2 separate regions of the Homo sapiens genome follow, and region 1 is linked to region 2. Evidence: read pairs that join two places in POLR2A ChIA-PET (ENCODE). Cell type or tissue: GM12878. All regions are shown on one strand. Links, peaks and the distances in the headings refer to the core of each region. The heading gives the core; the rest is flanking DNA. Region 1 overlaps SH2B3 (SH2B adaptor protein 3). Region 2 overlaps ALDH2 (aldehyde dehydrogenase 2 family member).

Evidence for each region. Peaks named below come from ENCODE experiments on the same cell type or tissue, not always from the same donor. Only the 100,000 strongest peaks of a DNase experiment are listed, where the experiment ranks them.
Region 1: POLR2A ChIA-PET joins it to region 2 with 11 read pairs; 2 of 35 experiments call an interaction of 5 or more read pairs at or near these places.

What each region holds. Positions count from the first base shown.
Region 1 is chr12:111,428,042-111,439,213 of GRCh38, forward strand. All of the region lies in intron 2 of SH2B3 (SH2B adaptor protein 3), which reads left to right. It overlaps LOC124903019 (a long non-coding RNA gene), which reads right to left. Exons shown (of 2, transcript XR_007063462.1): 1 at 9,907-11,172; 2 at 4,443-9,043. Among named protein-coding and RNA genes, the nearest start is that of SH2B3, 28 kb to the left of the region's middle. RefSeq lists enhancers at 2,693-3,002, 6,924-7,013, 7,074-7,203, 7,714-8,293, 8,294-8,873 and 1 more. In GM12878, for the core only: no CTCF peak of the experiment used is centred there; DNase peaks (open chromatin) are centred at 2,811 and 7,050; H3K4me3 peaks cover 3,591 bases; H3K27ac peaks cover 7,833 bases.
Region 2 is chr12:111,768,431-111,779,602 of GRCh38, forward strand. All of the region lies in intron 1 of ALDH2 (aldehyde dehydrogenase 2 family member), which reads left to right. Among named protein-coding and RNA genes, the nearest start is that of ALDH2, 7.1 kb to the left of the region's middle. RefSeq lists enhancers at 4,703-5,274, 6,978-7,167. In GM12878, for the core only: no CTCF peak of the experiment used is centred there; DNase peaks (open chromatin) are centred at 5,650 and 7,261; H3K4me3 peaks cover 1,301 bases; H3K27ac peaks cover 3,281 bases.

The DNA of each region.
Region 1 (11,172 bases), core at 1,671-9,670, 340 kb before region 2:
GTATTATTGATGGCACTGTTAACTAGGGCCCTGCATGGGTGGGGGCACCTGTTTTGGGCTCTTGGACTAGGAAAAGCTCCTGTGGCCATTTTATCCAATGCCACCATTTTATAGATGCCAACACCGAGGCCTGGAGGGGGCTGGCCAGCGCCCCTCACCTGGCACAGAGGACTCTGCCTGGCACATCCCACCCATGGCCTCTGATGCCCAGCTTGGAGAAGTGGTAGAAGAGGGGCTGGGGGATGCCTCAGGGGGACTTAGCCCTCAGCCCTGAGCCCCCCGCTGCATCACAGGCCTGAGTGCCCAGGAGGCAGTGGTCTGGGTAGGAGTGGCTGCGACTCGGGGGTAAATGTGCTTCAGAGCCATCCCCACTCATCCCCTTTCGAGCCAGGTGTCCCTGGTGTGTGACTTGGCCTTGCTGGGCCTCAGTTTTCTGTAAAATGGGAAGTGTCATGGGGGGCAGGCTACGGTAAGCACTGATAGGGCAGGTGAGGGGCAGCCTCGGGCCCACCCTTCTGGCAGGAGACATTTGGGGCACCCAGAAGCCCTGGAACAAGGCCACTCTGACCTTGATTTTGGGAGCACAAAGTCCCCCCAAGAGATAGCACAGGAGCCCGGGTGTCTGATGAGTGACCCATCCCTTGGGGGCCTCAGTTCCTGGGTGTGCCTGGGTCTGCAGGGGAGGCAGAGGCACAGGTGGGCAGCTCCCTCTGGGTGGGCTGTGACCCTGCCTGGGCACAGGAGGGCCGTGCCCGTCCGTCCTTGCCGTGATTCTTCCAGGTGGCACCGCCCTCACACCTCCTTTACAGAGGAGGAAACTGAGACCCGGGGAGGCCACAGGAGTCGGGCTCTGGGCCCAGAGCCTGGGCGGGGATGCAGGAGCCACCCCCATGCCTCCGGGTGTGGGAAAGGGGAAGCAGAAAGAAAGGGACGTCCGCCGGAGGCCTGGCGGTTTCCTCTCGGGGCAGGAGTGCGAGGAGGAGGAGGAGGAGGAGGAGGAGGAGGAAGAGGAGGAGGAGGAGGAGGAGGGACGGCAGGAAGCCGCCTCGGGCTCTGACAGGCGCGGCCCTGGCCTGCCCCTGCCCTTCTGAGCCTGTGACCCGGGGGAAGGCACTTTGCCCTCCCTGTGCCTCAGTTTACTCAAGTAAAAATAGCTGAATGATGGCTCTGGCCCCAGGATCAACTGAGTGCTGTCTGGGAAGCACCTAGAGCTGTGCCCAACACAGCCAGTGTTCGCTGGGGCCTGCAAGGCTTTGCTGCTGCAGGCATCACTGGCGTTGTCATTTTTATTTATTATTTATTTATTTAGAGACAGAGTCTCGCTCTGTCGCCCAGGTTAGAGCAGAGTGGTGTGATTTTGGCTCACTGCAACCACCGCCTCCAGGGTTCAAGCAATTCTCCTGCCTCAGCCTCCCGAGTAGCTGGGATTACAGGCGCCCACCACCACACTCCGCTAATTTTTCTGTATTATTAGTAGAGACGCGGTTTCGCCATGTTGGCCAGGCTGGTCTCGAACTCCTGACCTCAGGCTGTCCATCTGCCTCGGCCTCCCAAAGTGCTAGGATTACAGGCGTGAGCTACCGCGCCCGGCCCATTTTTATTAATTGGTTTTCATGTGACAGGCACTGTGTCCGCCACATCCCATGGAATCCTTATCACAAACCCCGGAGGTGGGGACAGTGATGAAGCCATTTCACAGCCAAGAAAACTAGGCACAGAGAGGTCCAGAAACTTGCCCGAGGCCCCAGAGCTGGTAGGTGGCCAAGGCAGGAAATGAGAGTCCCTGGTGGGTCTGCCAAGGCCGGGGGGCACCAGGGGCAGGGGGTTTGTGTTTAGGCCCCAGAACAGGCAGAGAGAAAGCACCCACCCTCCACCGTCAGAACGAGCCTGTATCCCGGCAAGCAGGGCAGACTGAGCCCTGGTCTTGGCAGGCAGGCAGAGCTCAGGTCCTGGCGGGCACACAGGCTTAAGAAGCCGGTTTTTTCCTGGGCCCACGTCTCCTGGGGGACCAGCGGCAGAGGCTCCTGGGGTAGGAACGGAGGTCCCATCCTCACTCTGTCCTGGGCTGCCATGTGACCCAGGTAGGTCCCAGTCCTCTCTGAGCTATGAAGTGGGTGCCTGCAGTGGCCTTCTGGGAGTGATGGGGAAGGCGGAGGGGGTTGGGCAGGGCTCCTGCGGCCCCAGCCACACACACTGCCGCCCCATCTGCCCCCTTATTGGGGTTCCATGCAAAATCGTTTTTGAAAAAGTGCTTTGCCGCTTAGAAGAAACCCCCGACCGCGCTGAAACCACGGGGGCAGATGGTATCGGGGCGCTTCCTTTCAGCTCAAATTCTGCGAATCCACAGCCTAGAAAGTGCCCTGAATCCAACAAGGGGGGAGGTAATTAAGTTATTATGGTCCATCCCCACCCCGTCCTGCTTACCAGGCCTGGCTGCTCTTACTGGCTTCTTGGAAGTTGGTGTGGTATTTTTTTGTTTTGTTTGTTTTCGAGGCTGGTATTGAGATGAGACCATTGTGGGGTCAGGGCTGTGGGCTTGGAGGTTCAGGGTCAGGGTCCAGGGGCGAAGGGTGGACGCTGGAGAAGGGCAGATGGACAGGGTCAGGTTCAGATCTTGGCTCTTGTATCCTTGCTGTGTGGCTCTGGGCCAAGAACTTGGCCTCTCTGCGCCTCAGTGGCTCATTACAGAAAATGGGATGCCAGCACTTGCCTTAGTGGGTTGTTTTGAGCCAACTGCAGGCTCAGGGAGTAGCTGGCATGATGTGTTCCTACCCTGAAGGGCAGAAAAAGGGGAAGGAGGCCACCAGATCCCACAGGTGGGTCCCCAGGGTCCCTCCCCGGGATGGGCAGCAGCCTGGCTGCTCCCCACAGCAACCCCTGGCTGGCCCCATTGGCGCTGCTGGAAATCCCCCACCCAGTTCTTTGTGAATGGAAAAGGAAACTGATTGCGCTAGAAGAGGTCTCCGAGTGCCGGCCGGGGGTGGGTGGCGGGGGGGGCTTCCTCTCCCAGTGCAGGAGGGGCCACCTCAGCTTCCTTTCTGGGGCCCCATACCCCCTTTTTCCTATCTCCCCTCTGAGTTGAGGAGGAGGCTGTGGCCCCCGCCCACTGTTTGGCCTCTGGAACCACTGGGTGACAGTGTACATCGGGGCGATTAAGGGCCACCTGGCCTCTGGACCTCCCTCGCTGTGGCTGCTGCCTGGGACCCCCCACCCCATGCCTGACTCGAACCCCAACCTCAGCTCTACACACAGGGGCACCACTGTAGGAGGAGAGAGAAACCTCTCTCTAGGGAACCACCTGGAAGGGGGCCCTGCCCTGTCTTCATCTGGGTACCCCATGTAATCTAGGAAACTGTCTTTAACTTGCCGAGGGCCTCCATGTCTGAGTTCCTAATGTTTTTTATTTTGCTTTTTCAATTAATAAAGCTCATGGCAGAAACTATTTAAAGAAAAAAAAAAACAGTAACAGAAAAACCTCCCACAATCTCACTACCCAGAGAGAACCAGCATTTCCATTTTGGTAGATGTCATTATTGTCATTTTTGTTTTGTTTTTGAGACTGGGGGACACTGCTCTGTCCCCCAGACTAGAGAGCAGTGGCGCCATCTCGGCTCATTGCATCCTCAACCTCCTGGGCTCAAGGTGATCTTCCCACCTTAGCCTCCCAAGTAGCTGGGACTATTTAATGCTGCTATTAGCATAGACATTAGCAGGACACCATGCCCTGCTAATTTTTAAGTTTTTTTGTAGAGACAAACTCTCACTATGTTGCCTAGGCTGGTCTTAAACTCCTAGGCTCAACAGTCCTCCCGCCTAGGTCTCCCAAAGTTCTGGGATTTACAGGCGTGAGCCACCACCACACCCAGCCTCTTCTCTGTCTTTAACTTTGCCTCCGCCTCCAAATTCCAATTCCTTCAGCAATTGCTGGGAAGGGATTACTTTTTGCACAATTCTGTCTGGAGCCCCTTGCAGGCAGGAGCTTGTGGACAAAAGCTTCAGCCTTTGCGGGCCTGGCATTCCTCATACTATTTGGTCACCTGCTTTTTTCACTTTGTGTCCTGAACATTTTTCTGTATTCTTTTTTTTTTTTTTTTCCACCTCCTAGGTTCAAGCGATTCTCGTGCCTCAGGCTCCCGAGTAGCCAGGATTACAGGCATGTGCCACCACGCCCGGCTAATTTTTGTATTTTTAGTAGAGACGGGGTTTCACCATGTTGGCCAGGCTGGTCTCGAACTCCTGACCTCAGGTGAGCTGCCTGCCTCAGCCTCCCAAAGTGCTGGGATTACAGCCACCGCGCCCAGCCCATTTTTAACTTTTTTGCTGGTATAGATGACCCTGGGATGAACACCTTATGTCAGTCTTGGTGCCCACTTCTGATGATTTTCTTCTGCTCAGTTCCTAGAAGGGGAGTGCTGGGTCAAGGCTTTTATGAGCACTTCTGATCCGTTCTTGCTCTCAAAGCTTTATTGAGATATAATTTACAAACCATAAAATTCGCTTGTGTAAAGCGTATAATTCATTGGTTTTTAGTATATTTACAGAGTTGTGCAACCCTCACCATAATCTAATTTTAGAACATTTTCGTCATCAAAAAAGGAAACCTTGTACCCATGAACAGTCACTCCCCATACCTCCCTCCCCAGCCCCTGGCAACCACTCATCTCTTTTCTGTCTCCAGGGATTTACCTATTCTGGACATTTCACATATGTGGAATCAGACTATGCAGCCTTTTGTGTCTGGCTTCCTTCACTTAGCATCATGTTTTCCAGGTTCACCGAAGTTACAGCATGTATTTTGTTCCTTTTTATGGCTGAAAAATACTCCATTGTATGGACTTGCCACATTTTGCTTATTTGTTTATCACTTAATAGACATCAGGTTATCTCCACTTTCTGGCTGTTATGAATAATGCTGCTATGAACATTCGTGGACAAGTTTTTGTGTGGATCTGTGTTTTCATTTCTCTTGGGATACATCTAGGAGTGGAATTGCTGGGGCATACAGTAATTCTATGTTTAATTACATTGGGCTGGGCACGGTGGCTAACGCCAGTAATCCCAGCACTTTGGGGGGCTAAGGCAGGTGGATCACTTGATGTCAGGAGTTTGAGACCAGCCTGGCCAACATGGTGAAACCCTGTCTCTACTAAAAATCAAAAATTAGCTGGGCGTGGTGGTGGATACCTTTAATCCCAGTTACTCAGGAGGCTGAGGCAGAAGAATCACTTGAACCCAGGAGGTGGAGGCTGCAGCGAGCCAAGATCATGCCATTGCACTCCAGCCTGGGAAACAGAGAGAGACTCTGACTCAGAAAAAAAAATGACTATATATAAAATAAATATGACTGCCAACCTGTTTTCTGAAGCAACTGTACCATTTTATATTCCCACCATCATTGCGTGAGAGGACTCCAGTTTCTCCATGTCCTTGCCAATATTTGTTATTGTCTGTCTTCTTGATTGTAGCCATCCCAGCCATCTTAAAGGGTGTGAAGTAGTTTCTCAGTGTGGTGTTTTTTTTGTTTGTTTGTTTTAAACGGGGTCTTGTTCTGTCACCCAGCCTGGAGTGCAGTGCAGTGGAGTGCAGAGGCAGCTCACTGCAGCCTCAAACTCCTGGGCTCAAGTGATCCTCCCACCTCAGCCTCTTGAGTAGCTAGGATTACAGGCACACACCACCACACTCAGCTAATTTTTGTTTTTCACTACACTACGTGATGTGGTTTTTTGTTTTGTTTTGTTTTGTTTTTGTTTTTTGAAGAGCTGGGGTTTCACCATATTTCCCAGGCTGGTCTCGAACACCTGGATTCAAGCAGTCCTCTCACCTCAGCCTCCCAAAATGCTGGGATTACAGGTGTGAGCTACCGGGTTTAGCCTCAGTGTGGTTTTGATATGCATTTCCCCAATGGAAAATGGTGTTGAGCATCTTTTCATCTGCCTAATAGCCATTTCTTATTCTTTTGATACATTATTTTTGAGTAGCCTTCCAGAAAGGTCATACGCATATATCTTCTTGTCACCAGTGGTGCCAGCACTGGGTATTATTTTAAAAACCTTTGCCACCTTCTGGATGAAAAGTGGTTATCTTATCCTAAGTGTGACCATTTCTCTTTGTTAAAAGTTGAGATATGATTCATATACCATAAAATTCACTTGTTTAAATTGTACAATGCATTGGCTTTTAGTATATTTAAACAATTGTGCAATGATCACCACTATCTAATCCAGAACATTTCTATCACCCTAGAAAAAAACCTTGGAGCAGTCAGTCCCCAAACTCCCTGCCTCCAGCCCGTGGCAACCACTGATCTTTCTGTCCCCGTGGATTTCGACTGTTTCTCTTCTGTTCCTTGGTCATACACATTTCTTGTGATTTATCAGGCTATTTACTCAGCATGTTTGTCTCCTGCACTGCTTGCCTTTTTCTTGATTTGTGAACACTACACGGCACGGATATTAGCTCTGTCCCATGTTGCAAATATTTCCCTGGTTTCCGATTTGACTTTTCAATTTTGTTCCTGCATTTCTTGACCTATGGGGGTTTGCAAGTTCCAGGCAGTAAAATCCAGTGATCTTCGCCTTTATGGTTTTATTCTTTGCTTTTTTACCTTAGAAAGGCCTTTCCCCACCCAGGATCAGATAAATAATTATTTAGGTTTTATTCTAGTTCTGTCTTGGTTTCCTTTTTCACTTTTAATTATTTAATCCAGCTGGCTTTTGTTATGGGTGGCTGGTGTGATTTCCTGTTGTTTTGTGATGTCAGTGAGAGGCTGTGTGTCAAGGCCTGTGACATGGTAAACGTTCAGTAAACAGGAGCTAAAATGATAGTAATGAGAGTCCGTGCCGGGTGGAGCTCAGAAGGACATGGGATTCCCGGTGCTGTGCCGTGGCTGGAGGAGGACCTGGCCTGGCTGTGCCAGTTGGCTGGGAGCCCCTCCACCCCAGAAGCCCTTGCTCTCACCTCTTCTTCTGAATCATCGTTCTTCGAAGGCAGGCAGTAGCTACCGTTGTCTGGGGCTTTGGGGATCTTGGTGGTGATGAGTCCCCTCTCCTCTGGTGCACTCTCCCCACCCGAGACGGGCGACAGAGGTTTTTTGTTGTTTCTTAACCACATCTTTTTCCACCCACACCCGGTGCAGAGCAGATGCTTGGCCGGGGCTTCCCCGAGCTGGTCCTGGCTTTGTGGCAGGGGGATGGGCCGTCGGTGCCCCATTCAAGCCTGGGGACCTGGCCCCACTGGTGTGTGCTACAGTAGACCCAGCCCTGGGGCCCCATGATACCCTCGGTGATCGTCACAGATGCGGGGCCTGGCTACAGTCCTCACTGGTGTTTTTTTTGTTTTTGAGAGGGCATCTTGAAGTAGCCCAAGCTGGAGTGCAGTAGCACGATCTCGGCTCACTGCAACCTCCGCCTCCCAGGTTCAGGTGATTCTCGTGCCTCAGCCTCCTGAGTAGCTGGGACTACACATGCACCACCACGCCTGGCTAATTTTTGAATTTTTAGTAGAGGCAGGGTTTCACCATGTTGGCCAGGCTGGTCTCGAACTCCTGACCTCAAGTGATCCGCCCATCTTGACCTCCCAAAGTGCTCGTTACAGGCGTGAACAACCCCCACCCACTGCAGGGAGCCAGGCTTGCCCCCTCCCTGCCAAGGGAGCTGCTTGCTCTCCCTTCTGTCTGGAGGCCAGCACAGCCTGGCACTCGTGGTTTGGGGCGTCCATGGCCTTGTGGTGGCGAGGCGCAGAAGGCGTCACCTGAAAAAGGTGTGGCCAAGGGCAGGGGTGCTGGGCTTAGCCAGGCTGGCCACAGTGGGGGCAGGAAGGATTCCTATGGGGACAGCTGGGAGCAGGATGTGGTCGTGCGAGGCGTGGGCTGACGGCAGCTGGCATGCAGCAGGGGAGGTGTGCTGGGACCAGGCCTGGAGTGGGGTCTGGTGGCCCTGCCGTGTATGGAGCTGAGTGCCGCCCAGAGATGCCATCTTGTCCTCAGAAGTGGCTCAGGCCTGCTGGGGACAGGGCAGGTGGATGGAAGCTGCTGCATGCCCTGTGCCATGTGCTGGTCCGCTGGCTGTCACTGCAGCGCAGCTCCCGGTGCCTGACAGTTGTTTGTCCTTATTTGGCACTTGAGAGCCCAGCGGTTTGGCCAGAATGGTGCCCTGTGCGGAGGGCACAGCTTGAGTGAAGGTGTGGAGGGAAAAGGCCCTGGGGGTGTGGCTCCCCTCCTTCCATCCTGCTCCTTGCAAGGCCCATCCCAGGACATTCCTCCTAGCCAGGTGGGCTGGATGGGGCCTGGACTTCCTGTCCATGTTTTGGGATGAGAGCGCTGGGGAAGGTGCCCACTGCGGGGTAGGGAGTGTAGGGCTTTCCAGGCATCATCCCTCATAAGCCACTGTCCCCAGGCCTTGCGCATAGCCCCACCATAGCCGACTCGAGAGTAGAAGCGTCCCACCATCCTCACAGCAGGCTGCAGGGGCCATGTGTAACTGGCCCCTCCACCCTTGGCCACCTGGTGGAGTCGGCACCCATATCTGAGGAGGGGACCATGTTGCTGCTGGGGACTCTGGGCTGGTCTGGAAGCAGGTGTGGTGGGGGCTGTCTTTCCCTGTGTGAAGGTCTTCCTCTGGGTGTCTGTCGCTGTAGGGAGGCCACTCTAGCATCTGAAAGGGGCTCTGTGTCCTTGCCATCATGATTCTGTCTTGGGGGTGGTTGCTGTCTCTCTGAGAGGGGGCTTTGTGTCTGTGTCCCTGTGATTCTCTGACATGCAGGAGGACCATGATGGGAACTGAGGGGAATTCACTCTGGGTGGGGTTTTAGACAGGTCCCCAAGTCCTGTCTGTCCCAGCATCTCTGGCTAATCACTTCCCCCGCCCCCCTCCCGCCACACACATACACGGGAAAAGCAGGCTGGTGTGTGTCCTGTTGCCCACACCACACTCAGTCACTCAGTGTGAGCTGGGGTGCCACCTGCCTGGAGGGGGGATCTGACTCTGAACAGGGATTCTGTATTTGGGGGTGTCACACTCACCATGTCTGTCTCTGCCTCTACCATCTGACTGGGAGAATTCCTCTCAGGGTTGGGGTGGGCACCAAGCCTTGCTCCCAGTAGGGGCCCAGCCCTGGGTTGGGCCCAGAGGAGGTGCTTGGAGGGTTTACTGGGTGACGGATGGATGAGCACTTGGGTAGGGGCCTGGGACCCCCAAAGCCCTCAGATGTCTGGGAAATAGGGGGATGTTCTGGCTGGGGAGGTTTCTGTTTCTGGCATTGGGGGGCTCTTGCCAGGAAAGGGCTTTTCTGGCAGCCATGTGGCTTTTCTGGAAGCTTCTCCCTTCTCTTTCCTCCTCCCCTGTGGGGAAAGGGCACCTGAGGCAGCAGGGTGCAGACCAAGGGGGGATCTGGCCCATAATGAACAGGGTGGTGGGGGTCTAGGAGCCGCTGCCCTGTGGACTGGGCCCACTGGGCATTCAGGGCAGCAGGCAGGCTCACTTGCAGAAGTCCAAGGAGTGGGTTCCATTATCATCCCCATTTTACAGGTGAGGAAACTGAAGCACAGCAGGCCAAAGTAATTTGCTCAGGGCCCTGCATTTGAAGGGTCTGTGAAGGAGGGGCCAGGCTTGGGGTCCTGGTGGGGGGCATAGCAGAGAAGCGCCCTGTGGCCTGTAGTTCCCACACTGATTCAGTCGCTGGAACTGGCTCATTGCCTTCAGTTTGCCCCCCAAGGAGCTTGGGAAAAGGGGGCTGAGATCACCCATCACACCCCATACCTCCCTCTGCTTCCCAGGCACTTGAGAGCTTGGGGGTCCCAGGTACCTACCCAAGTGCTCATCCATCCATCCACCCGGCAAACCCTCCAAGTACCTCCTCTGGGCCTGCCCCAGGGCTGGGCCTCAGCTGGCAGCAAGGTTTGGTGCCCACCCCAACCCCAAGAGGAACTCTCCCAGTCAGATGGTGGAGGCAGTTGCGTCATCAGGAAACCATGGCCGGTTCGATAAGCTCAGTGCTGAGGGAGAGGCACAGGAATTGCACTAATCATGACTCAGTGGTCAGAGAAGGCTCCCTGGAGGAGAGGAGGTTTTCTCTGCTGGGACATGCAGTTTGGGTCAGGCAGGGCATCACAAATGCAGGGGCTGGGTGGCAGGGGAAGGTGTGGGCGGGAAGGCGGCTGGAGGGAGACCAGGTGTTGGGGGTGCTGGGGCTGGGGGTGGGCAGATGAGGATTGGAGCCCTGGCTCAACTTCGCTATTCCCCATGGCTGGGGCACTGTGTGATTTTGCCTCCCAGAGTCTGTAGCATGGGGGCTCCTGATGGTGCCCTTGCGGGGAGGTCAGGGGGCTGACACACCTGAGCCTGCCTTTCAGCCTGCCCTCTTCCCTGGCCAGCTGGAGGGGCCTTGGGAGGCCCACCCCAGCCCTGAGAGCACTGGCTTGTAGCATCCCTATCACTCATGGTCTTCACTGGGGTGGGGGATGGCAGTAGGGGCAATCATCCCCTATGCCCCCCGTTACCCAGCACAAAGGATGCTTAGCCAGCAAAAGGCTTATGATGAATGTTGAGCACCCACCACCTAGCAGGCACTGGCTCGCGGCCAAGGACACCACGTGAGCAAAGCCAAGTCACGGCAGAGACCTGCATCAAGGAATGCGCAAGACCAGCTCATAGGACAACAGGCAGGGAAGGAAGTGAAGGGGCTTTGCGGCTCAGGATTTAGATACTGTGGTCAGGGAGGGCCTCCCTGAGGAGATGACACTTTGAAAAGCAGTCGTATTTGTGAAGCTGTGGGGGGAGCTGCCTCTCTGAGGGCACAGGCCCCGAGTGCACCTGGCACACTGAAGAAGAGTGGAGGCCAGTGTGGCTGGATCAGAGCGAGGGAGGGAGGCCCAAGAGGCTGAGGAGGTAACAAGGGTCTCTCAGATGAGGACCACAGGGGAGTTTTTGTTTTTGTTTGTTTGTTTGTTTGAGACAGTCTTGCTCTGTTGCCCAGGCTGCAGTGCAGTGCAGTGGCGCAATCTTGGCTTACTGCAGCCTCTGCCTCCCGGGTTCAAGTGATTCTCCTGCGTCAGCCTCCCAAGTAGCTGGGACTACAGGTACCTGCCACCATGCCCGACTAATTTTTGTATTTTTGTATTTTTTTGTGTGAGATGGAGTTTCGCTTTTGTTGCCCAGGCTGGAGTGCAGTGGCACG
Region 2 (11,172 bases), core at 1,340-9,339:
AATTTTTAAAAGGATAAAATAAAATCTTTTGCATAACACAAGCTAAAAAGGCAGCAGCTATGGCTCCCTTGGCAGCCTGTGCAAGTTCATGCTTGGAAGACTTGAGCATCAAAAGATCTAGCAGAGGCCAGGTGCAGTAGCTCATGCCTGTAAATCCCAGCATTTTGGGAGGCCGAGGTGGGATGATCCGTTGAGCCTAGGATTTCGAGACCAGCCTGGGCAACATAGCAAGACCCTGTCTCTAGTCTCTACTAAAAAAGTAAATTAGTTAGGTGCGGTGGCACATGCCTGTAGTCCCAGCTATATGGGAGGCTGAGGTGGGATGATCCCTTGAGCCTAGGATTTCGAGACCAGCCTGGGCAACATAGCAAGACCCTGTGTCTAGTCTCTACTAAAAAAGTAAATTAGTCAGGTGCGGTGGCACATGCCTGTAGTCCCAGCTATATGGGAGGCCGAGGTGGGAGGATCACTTGAGCCTAGGAGTTCGAGGCTGCAGTGAGCTATGATTGGGCCACTACACTTAGTCTGAGCAACAGAACAAGACCCTGTCTCAGAAATGTCCTCAAGGAACAGCCATCGCCCTAGGAACCCTTCTGGCCACAGGATCTGATTAAAATCTTTATCCTTTATCACATGCAGATGAGGCAGCTGGGTCCAGATATGCACCCAGGCCCATAGGTAACACATCCTGTTCTCCAGATTTACTCTGTGGGTGTAGGCTGGAGGAGCCGAGTCAATTCCCTGTGGCTGCTTTTCTTTATCAGACTTTTTGAGATCATTAAAGTAACACATGCCCACTGTATAAAATTGCAGAGGACTGACTTACAACTCTCTGGACATGGTCAGTCAAGGTGATTCATGCCTGTAATTCCAGCACTTTGGGATGCCAAGGTGGGAAGATCGCTTGAGATTAGATGTAAGGCTGCAGTGAACTATGATTGTGCCACTGCACTCCAGCCTGGGCAATGGAGCAAGAACCCATCTCTTAAAAAATAAATAAATAAATAAACCTCTCTGGATACCCCATTTTACTCCCTCCAAGAGCACTGTGAACAGGTGGGTGTGTCTCTTGTAGACATTTTGTTTGCATTTACAAGTGCCTGCAGCAAGAGAGAGAGAGAGAGAATGCAAGCACACCAGACTTTTTTTTTTTTTTAACATAAATGAGATGCAACCACTTATATTCTGAAGCTCGCCGTCTCACTGAACAATGTACCTGGGTTATCATTCTGAGTACGTTCAGATCTCATTTAACCCTTTCCAAGGACCACAGAGCATTCTACTCTGGTGGCGCCGTGCTGGAACTGGACCTCTTAGAGCCCCCTGGGCTGTTTGCAGTGTGGCCTTATTGCTGACTCAGCAGGGAAGAGGGATGGTGCATACAGCAGTGGACTCTGCACCTCAGCTGCCTCATCTGTAAAATGGGGTAAAATGGCTGGGTGCAGTGGCTCACACCTGTAATCCCAGCATTTTGCAAGACTGAAGCAGGCGGATCACGAGGTCAGGAGTTCGAGACTAGCCTGGCCAACATAGTGAAACCCTGTCTCTACTGAAAATACAAAAATTAGCTGGGCATGGTGGCGCGCACCTGTAATCCCAGCTACTTGGGAGGCTGAGGCAGGAGCATCACTTGAACCTGGGAGGCAGAGGTTGCAGTGAGCCGAGATCACACTACTGCATTCCAGCCTGGGTGACAGAGCGAGACTCCATCTCAAAAAAAAAAAAAAATGTGGGGGGTAAAATTCCATCTGCATCACCGAATTGCTGTGAGGACCAAATGGGGTGAGGCTTCTGCAGCCACAGGCAGTGCTGGCTTCATGGCCACTGGTGCCTCCATATTGACTGCAGCCTTAAGCAGGAGCTGGGATAACAGTGACGCTGTGGACTTGCAGTGTCTTGGTGATCAAACTCCATTTGATATGGATGCTGTTGTATTTGCAGTTTGTTTCCTGAAGGGGTGAGCTAGATTGTGGTAAAGTAGAATGGGAGTTTGGGGTGAATTAAAACTTGCATCTTTATTCTTACCCTCTCTTTCTGTTTTTGTTTTTGTTTTGAGACAGGGTCTCTCACTGTTGCCCAGGCTGGAGTGTAGTAGTGCTCACTGCAGCCTCAACCTCCCAGGCTCAGTCAACAAGTTATCCTCCTACTTCAGTCTTCCAAGTAGCTGAGACTACAGGCATACCCCACCACACCTGACTAATTTTTGTATTTTTTATTTTATTTTATTTATTTGAGACAGACTCTTGCTCTGTTGCCCAGGGTGGAGTGCAGTGGTGTGATCTTGGCTCACTCTAACCTCCACCTCCTGGGTTCAAGCGATTCTCCTGCTTGAGCCTCCTGAGTAGCTAGGATTACAGGTGCCCACCACCACGCCTGGCTAATTTTTTTGTATTCTTAGTAGAGATGAGGTTTCGCCATGTTGGCCAGGCTGGCTGGTCTTGAACTCCTGGCCTCAGGTGATCCACCTGCCCTGGCCTCCCAAAGTGCTGGGATTAAGGCACTGCAGCCAGCCAATTTTTTATAATTTTTATAGAGATGGGGTTTTGCCATGTTGCCCAGGCTGGGTCTTGAACTTCTAGGCTCAAGCAATCTTCCCTCCTTGGCCTCCCAAAGTGCTGGGATTACAGTGTGAAGCACTGAACTAAAGAGAGAACTGACAGGCAATTAAGGATGGATTTCCCAAGGCTAGGTGTGGTGGCTCACAGCTGTAATCCCAGCACTTTCAGAGGCTAAGGTGGGAAGATTGCTTAACCCCAGGAGTTCGAGACCAGCCTGGGCAACATAGCAAAACTCCATCTCTACAAAAGCTTAAAAAAATTAGCTGGACATGGTGGTGAGCACCTGTAGTCACAGCTACTTGGGCGGCTGAGGCAGGAGGATTGCTTGAGCCAAGGAGTTTGAGGCTTCAGTGAGCTTTGATCTTGCCACTGCACTCCATCCTGGGCAACACTGCAAGTATACATAGGCACCATACAGAAATGTTCATTGCAACTTCTTTTATGTCAGTAAAAGCTTAGGAAATAAGCCAGCTCGAGCTCCATTGGGAAATAGATGAACACCTATGTTACAGTTATAGGAGGAAATAATCCTCTGCATGTAGCAGTTACAAATCATTGGCTCAACCTGTACAAATAATGTATCTCAAAAACAATATGTCAAGGAGGAAAAATGTCCAGCACTCTACACCATATGAAACCATGAAAACTGTACAAAACTTTATGTTGTATGTAGATAGACAGATCTCCATAAAAAATGTGTAAGAATGTGCTGGAAGGAAAATTCTCCTTGGTGTGAGGGTGGTTACTGCCTGAGTGGGCAGGACAGGATAAGGGTAGTGATGAACGAGGACTCTGGCTTCATTTAAATGTTTGATTTCTTTAAAAATTGGCCAGGCACGGTGGCTCACGCCTGTAATCTCCGCACTTTGGGAGGCTGAGGCGGGCAGATTGCTTGAGCACAGGAGTTCGAGACCAGCCTGACCAACATGGTGAAACCCTGACTCTGCTAAAAATACAAAAATTAGCTAGGCCTGGTAGCCCACGCTTGTAATCCCAGCTACTCCGGAGGCTGAGGCATGAGAATCACTTTAACCCGGGAGGCAGAGGTTGCAGTGAGCCGAGATCGCACCACTGTACTCCAGCCTGGGTGACAGAGTGACACTTCGTCTGAAAAAAAACTCCCCAAAAAACAAAAAAAACTTAATACCCCATGAGCAGATATTAAAAGAAAAAAGAAAAAATATAATGGTCCCCTGATGTGCCACCCCTGCAGATAATCACTGTTAACGGTATATCTGAAGCAGAAATTTGCTTTTTCTTGTTTGCCTGGGAGATTCTTACAGAATGAGCCAAAACCTGTGTTTTGGAGTGACTTTGTGCTGACTGAATCTCCCTATTGATTGTACAGGTTGATGACTTCTTTAGGAGTGTCCTTTGTTTTTGTTTTTGTTTTTGAGATGTAGTCTCACTCTGTCGCCCGGGCTGGAGTGCAGTGGCACGATCACGGCTCACTGCAACCTCTGCCTCCCGGGTTCAAGCGATTCTCCTGCCTCAGCCTCCTGAGTAGCTGGGATTACGGGTGCCGCCACCATGCCCAGCTAATTTTGTATTTTTAGTAGAGTTGGGGTTTCACCATGTTGGCCAGGCTAGTCTCAAACTCCTGACCTTGTGATCCACCCGCCTTGGCCTCCCAAAGTGCTGGGATTACAGGCGTGAGCCACTGCACCTGGCCTCTTTTTTTTTTGGTTTTTTTTTTTTTTTTTGAGACAGGGTCTTGCTCTGTTGCCCAGGCTGGAGTGCAATGGCATGATCATAACTCACTGCAACCTCAAACTCTTGGGCTGAAGCGATCCTCCTGCGTCAGCCACTAGAGGCACTGGGATTATAGGCATGGGCCACAACATCCAGCTAGGAGTTTTAAGAGCCTCTATAGAAATAGATTTAGGTGGCCGGGCATGGCAGCTCATGCCCTGGCATAAGAGTGAGGCCTAGTGACAGAGTGAGACTCCGTCTCAAAAAAAAAAAACAAAAAGAAATAGATTTAGGCAGGCTGGGTGTGGTGGCTCATGCCTGTAATCCCAGCACCTTGGGAGGCCGAGGCAGGCGGATCACCTCAGGTGGAGACCAGCCTGACCAATATGATGAAACCCCGTCTCTACTAAAAATACAAAAATTGGCCGGTGTGGTGGCATGTACCTGTAATCCCAGCTACCTGGGAGGCTGAGACAGGAGAAACGCTTGAACCCAGGAGGCGGAGGTTGTGGTGGGGCCCAGTGACACCGCCCGCCTCAGCCTCCCAAAGTGCTGGGATTACAGGCATGAGCCACCGTGGCCGGCCCGTGTTTTTAATCAGAGAACACAAATGGGCATTCAATACTTCCTGCCTGCCCAGAATCTGTGGGACACACTTGAGTTTCAGGTGACAGGGCTATAATAATGTTTGTGCTCCTGAGGTCAAGCTGAGTTGAGAATTTACATGTTGTGGACATGTGTATGTATTCCCTGCTCCAGTAATCATGATTATTCATCACCTATTTTCCATCAGGCCCTCTACTGAGGACTTCTACCTGCATTTCACCTTTCATCCTACCCGCAACTCTATAAGCCTGGTAGTATTGCTGTCCCGTCTTGCGGGTGAGGAAACTGAGGCTCAGGGAGGTCAAGTTCACATTAAGTATAACTAAGGGCATGTGTGTGAAGGTTGGGCAGGGCAGAATTTGAAGCCCACTTTCAAACTTATAACTTAATGTGAACTTGACCTCCCTGAATAATGATCAGACCATAAGAATGTATTAATAAACATTTAAGGGACAATTGAATAGAATTTTAAAATCAGAGAGGAGGAGCCATGTTTGTATTGTTCACTTTTGCATTCCTGGCACCTAGCACCTTAGCATAGGATCACTGTTGGGTAAATATTTATTGAATAATGAATGGTTGCCATTTACGAAACCATGTTTACAGTTTTGTGCTCCAGAAGTGAGGTAAAGGGTTGCTTAATGAGAACCCAGTATTTCTACTCAAAAGGACCTTATTGCAAAGTATTTGGAAGTTTAAAAGAGTGGGAACATGGGGACGCATAGGGAGTGGTGAAACTGGCTCAGGGAAAGTCCATTGCAGCAAGATAGAGGTTGCCAAACCGTAAGCAGAACAAGTTGAAACCGCGCCTGTCTGGCAAACAGTCCAAAGTGGAATTGAAACTCCCATCTTTGAAGTGGTGAAAAAAGGCCCTGGGGTGGGGGAGTGGGGCAGAGGGCTGGCGTCTGTCTGCCTGGGTTAGTCTTGGTTCGGGAGTGTCCCGAGCAAGCCTGGGGAGATGACTGCCCCTCGCCTTGATCCCCAACTAACCTGGGGTTCTGGATTATGTGTGGGGAAGAGGGAATGTGTGTGGCATTCCGTGTTTGTCTTGAACTTTACTCCCTGGAATCTTGTAATACAAGCAATGGCATCTGCTTTCCATCGGACATAATCACCTAACCGCAGATTAGCAAGTGAAAGAGCACATGCCGTTGGGATCATCCCAGGCTGCAAAACCGCGCCATTAGCTTGCTCACTCTTTGGGAAAATACGGTGTTCCAGGGACGGGGATTTCCTAGGTAACATGTCCAGTTCTCTCATGCATCAAAGCTTGAACTGAAATCTTTCTAGAATGTATCCTGCCTCCTTAAATCAGAACTACTGAACACAGTTTAGCCTTTCATTGGAGACCCTGGGCAGATGATTACTGAACACAGTTTAGCCTTTCATTGGAGACCCTGGGCAGATGATAACCACCCATTGTCATGAGGTCTGGGGGTGGTGGCCAGAATTTCATTCTCTCCTGGCCTTGGTCTGACCTCCGCCCCCAAGGTCCAGTTGTCCTGCTCTGGGCACTGACCCTGCCCCAGCTCCTGAGCCCCTCGACCACCACAATCACCACTAAGTCTCTGCCTGGCATGGAGAACAAGATAGCCAAGGTGAAGAGGGATCCTGTTACCCTCTAACTCAGTAGTTCTAATTTCTACACAGTAATCTGCCCCATGTTTGGAAAAACGCATGTGAAAGGGTTCGCCACAGCTGTTGCTGGAATGGCGATCACTTGTCCTAAAAGTGCATTTGTAGGAAATCGTTAAATAAACCATGGCCTGACCGTGTTGAGGAACGCTATGTGGCTTAACATGAGGCAGAGCTGCCTGTGGAATAACGTCCAAGAGAAACTGAGAAAAGCGAGTTAGCAAACAGCAAGTCTATTACCCCCACTTAGAAAGGACACGGCAGTGTCCCGGTTCTCTGGTCTCCTGGGTCCTCCCAGCATCAAGTGCAGATCCTGGCACACAGCAGGTAGAATCGCGAGCCCCCCGCTCTCCCCTCACCTACACCCTGCAGCCACTCCTCCTGTCCCCAGGCTCTTCCTAGCAGTCACCCTTCAGACCCCTCAGCTGGCCAAGCCTCCTCCTGCTTCTCACTTGCTTGGTTTTGCTTGTTTCCTGCGCCCTCTCCTCACCAGGACTTCAGCTCCCACAAGCCAGGACTTGGCTCTTGGACTCCCTGTGCTGGAGTGGCCAGGGCTGTCAGTGAAAGCTTATGGAATGCGTGGGTGAATGAATCCAATTTTTACAAAACAAAGTGAGATGTATTTATTAAAATATGTAGGAATTAGAGTATTTTGATAGAAAATCTTTATGTTTTGCCTACAGTCTAGATTGAAAATGTCAACTCCAGACATCACTGTGCTTCTGGAAACTATAAAGAGGAAGTGGGAGCTAGGACATCCCCCCACCACGCCCCGCCCAAGAGCGTTTACGTGTGTTATGTAAGTCGAGCTTCGGGTTTCTGGTCAGGAGGTTATAAAGCATTTGGCCCAGAGTCTGGCCTGGTGTTTATTCAGGAAAACTGCTCCTCACTTGAAGCAGAACTTTGGCAGAAACTCAGTGTGAGAACAGTTCCTACCCAGCCCCCCACCGGGGAGGGAAGCCACTGAGTCTGGCTCTGGGAGAAGGGAAATGGGAAATGTAAACCGGAGGAGGTTTCCAGCGTCCTACAGCAGACCCAGGTTTATCTTATCAGTGGAGAAGGGAGGATGGGTTGTTGAAAATGCAGCCTGGTTCAACAGTGAAGGGTGATTGAGAACATTCTGGGCTTTGAAAGGCAAACATGCCAGGGAGTGGTCTTTCCAGGATCCTAATCTAAATCAGAGGGGCCAGCCCAGCGAGGAAGGGGTGGGGCTGGTGGGGTTTTAGCCAGACTGGCCCACCTCTCCCCTTCCTACTTCCTGATCTTTGCAAAATAAAGTTTAAAATCCAGGACAATTTAGTATGCTTTGGTGCAGGGAACAACATAAAGAGTATAGACCTGGCCCTCGCTCCTAAGAATCTTTAAGCTACGAGAGAGCTGCAGGATCTAGAACACTGCAGGACCCCCTGCGGGCAAGGTCCTAGCTTAGGAACTGTACACTCGTTCTTGCATTTAACCTTCACATCAGCCCCCAGAAGTACTCGATGAGGCATCTGGGAAGTGAAGGGATTTGCCCAGGGTCAAATCTGTGAGGGATGGAGTCAGAATTCAAACCCAGGCCGGGCATGGTGGCGCACAGCTGTAATCCCAGCACTTTAGGAGTCCAAGGCAGGAGGATCACTTGAGCACAGGAGTTTGGGACCAGCCTGGCCAACATGGTGAAAGCCCATCTCTACAAAAAATACAAAAAAAATCCCACCTTTATTTAAGAAAAAAAATTCAAACCCAGATCTGTTTGGCTTTGAGGTTGGTGCTTTTTACAACATTCAGAATAAAATTTTTTTTTTTTTTGAGACTCTGTTGCCCAGGCTGGAGTACAGTGGTGCAATCTTGGTTCACTGCAACCTCCATCTCCTAGGTTCAAGCAATTCTCCTGCCTCAGCCTGTCGAGTAGCTGGGATTACAGGCAAGTGACACCATGCCCAGCTAATTTTTGCATTTTTAGTAGAGACAGGGTTTCACCATGTTGTCCAGGCTGGTCTCGAACTCCTGACCTCAAATGATCCACCTGCCTTGGCCTCCCAAAGTGCTGGGATTACAGGGATGAGCCACTGTGCCTGGCTCAGAATCAAAATGTGAAATCAACGTGTGTTGAGTCAGTAAGTAAACCATAAAGATGGAGATTTGGGAATCAGAATTCCAACCTCCTTGAAGGCAGACCTGGGCTATGGCTGGAGGTTGGAGTTGGGAAAAACACAGGCCTTGGAGTCCCAAAGACCTGGCTTCAAAGCCTGGCTCTGCCTTTGCTGCTGTGTGACCTAGAGCCAAGTGGCTGGACTCTTCTGTGCCCAGCATCCTCTGCTGTGAAGTGGAGAGGATGAAGTTCACCTCCTAGGTTTGCTATGAGGTTTAAATGGGAACAATCCAAGTACACAGAACCGCTGGTGTGGGGCTGGTTCTTGAGGGGTAGCTAGTGAATGTTAGCCATGTCCATGACACGCAGAGGGCTGAGTGGACTTCCTCCCTGGGTGGGGGAGGAAGAAGCTTGGGGATAGTACAAGGCCAACCAGACCTACTTCCACCCAGCCCAGCCTAGTGCTTCTCTGTACTCTCCTAACCCTGCTGACCCAAGTGCTTTGCTGTGAGGCAGTTGTGTGTGAGGCGTGAACCCTGAGCCTGTGCTACAGGGGGAAGGAGAGAAGGATGCCTACTCAATGGCTGCAAGCTGCCTGCCCGCCCCCCACGCCCGTGAGCCCCCATCTTCCAGCAGGCAGACCCGGGAACTCCCTTCTCCTCCACGGGCACCCCGAGGAGGAGCTGACTTTCAGAGTCGGGGAGTAAACACCCAGGACCTGCTGCCCAGGCACGGCATAGTCCAACTTGAACTTAGGTCTGGCAGTTTCCTGGCTTTGAACCTGAGCTCTTTATTGCCACACCTGTCCCCACACTGGAAATGACCCAGCCCTCCCGTGGAAAGAAAGAAGGGTGCCATTTCCCTAAAAATTAACGATTGACTAACTAATATGAAACCACACAAGCACGCCTCCAGAACCCCAGTTAATGTTTACCCATGTTCTTCTCCGGTGCCAAGAGCCTTTCCTGTGGGTGCACAACTGCGGGTTCCACCATAGAGATTATGCGGAACAAATTTCAGCCTGGGAATATGATTCCTGCTAGGCCCTTACCTGAACGACTCCTTCCTGGGGCACTCTGTTTCCACCCTGCCATCGTCATGGCGTTGGGCATTCACTCCATGCTTGGCGCAGAGACTGCAGACCCTCACATGGCTTTATAAAAAGGGGGCTCTAGGGTGATTCCCACCCTACAGATGAGGAAACAAAGACACAGGGGTGAGGTGCTTGTCCCATGTGACAAAATCAGGAGCAAAAGAGCCCATATTCGGCCAGGCGCGGTGGCTCACGCCTGTAATCCCAGCACTTTGGGAGGCCGAGGTGAGTGGATCACCTGAGGTCAGGAGTTGGAGACCAGCCTGGCCAACATGGTGAAACCCCGTCTCTACTAGAAATACAAAAATTAGCCGGGCATGGTGGCAGGCATCTGTAATCCCAGCTACTCAGGAGGCTGAGGCAGGAGAATCGCTTGAACCTGAAAGGCGGAGGTTGCAGTGAGCCGGGATCGCTCCATTGCACTCCAGCCTGGGGAACAAGAGCCAGACTTTGTCTAAAAAAAAAGAAAAAAAAAACCCTCACACCTGTAATCCCAGCACTTTGGGAGGCCCAGACGGGCGGATCACGAGGTCAGGAGATTGAGACCATCTTGGCTAACTCGGTGAAACCCCGTCTCTACTAAAAACACAGAAAAATTAGCCGGGCATGGTGGCAGGCGCCTATAGTCCCAGCTACTTGGGAGGCTGAGGCAGGAGAATGGTGTGAACCTGGGAGGTTGGAGTGCAGTGAGCTGAGATTGCGCCACTGCACTCCAGCCTGGGCAACAGAATGAGACTCTGTCTCAGGAAAAAAAAAAAAGCCCATATTCGTCCAGATTCTTTTTTTTTTTTTAAGAGTCTTTTTCTGTCACCCAGGCTGGAGTGCAGTGATGCAATCACGGCTTACTGCAGCCTCAACCTCCCAGGCTCAAATGGTCCTCCCACCTCAGCCTCCTGAGTAGCTGAGACTATAGGCACGCAACCACACCTGGCTAATTTTTCACTTTTTGTGGAGAGAGGGTCTCACTATGTTACCCATGTTGGTTTCAAACTCCTGAGCTCAAGCAATCCTCCCACCTTGGCCTCCCAAATTGTTAGGATTACAGGCGTGAGCCACTGTGCCTGGCCACCCAGATTCTTGTCTTGAACCTCTGCTCCTTTTTGTGTTTTCTTTTTTGAGAGAGGGTCTTGCTCTGTCACCCATGCTGGAGGCAGTGGTGTGATCATGGCTCACTGCAGCCTCAACCTCCCAGACTCAAGCAAGTGATCCGTCCATCTCAGCCTCCTAAGTAGCTGGGATTACAGGCGCATGCGACCACACTTGGCTAATTTTTCATTTTTTGTGGAGATGGAGGTCTCACTATGTTACTCAGGTTGGTCTCAAATTCCTGAGCTCAAGCAATTCTCATGCCTTGGCCTCCAAAAGTGCTGGGACTACAGGTGTGAGCCACTGTGCCAGGCCAAATGTCTGCTTTTGACCAGTGAGCCTGGCCACCCCTCCCCAGCCCTGTTGTGAGCCTCACTCCAGGCTTTGCTTGGCAGCTCGGTATTCTTTATGGTCCGAGACTCTGGCCC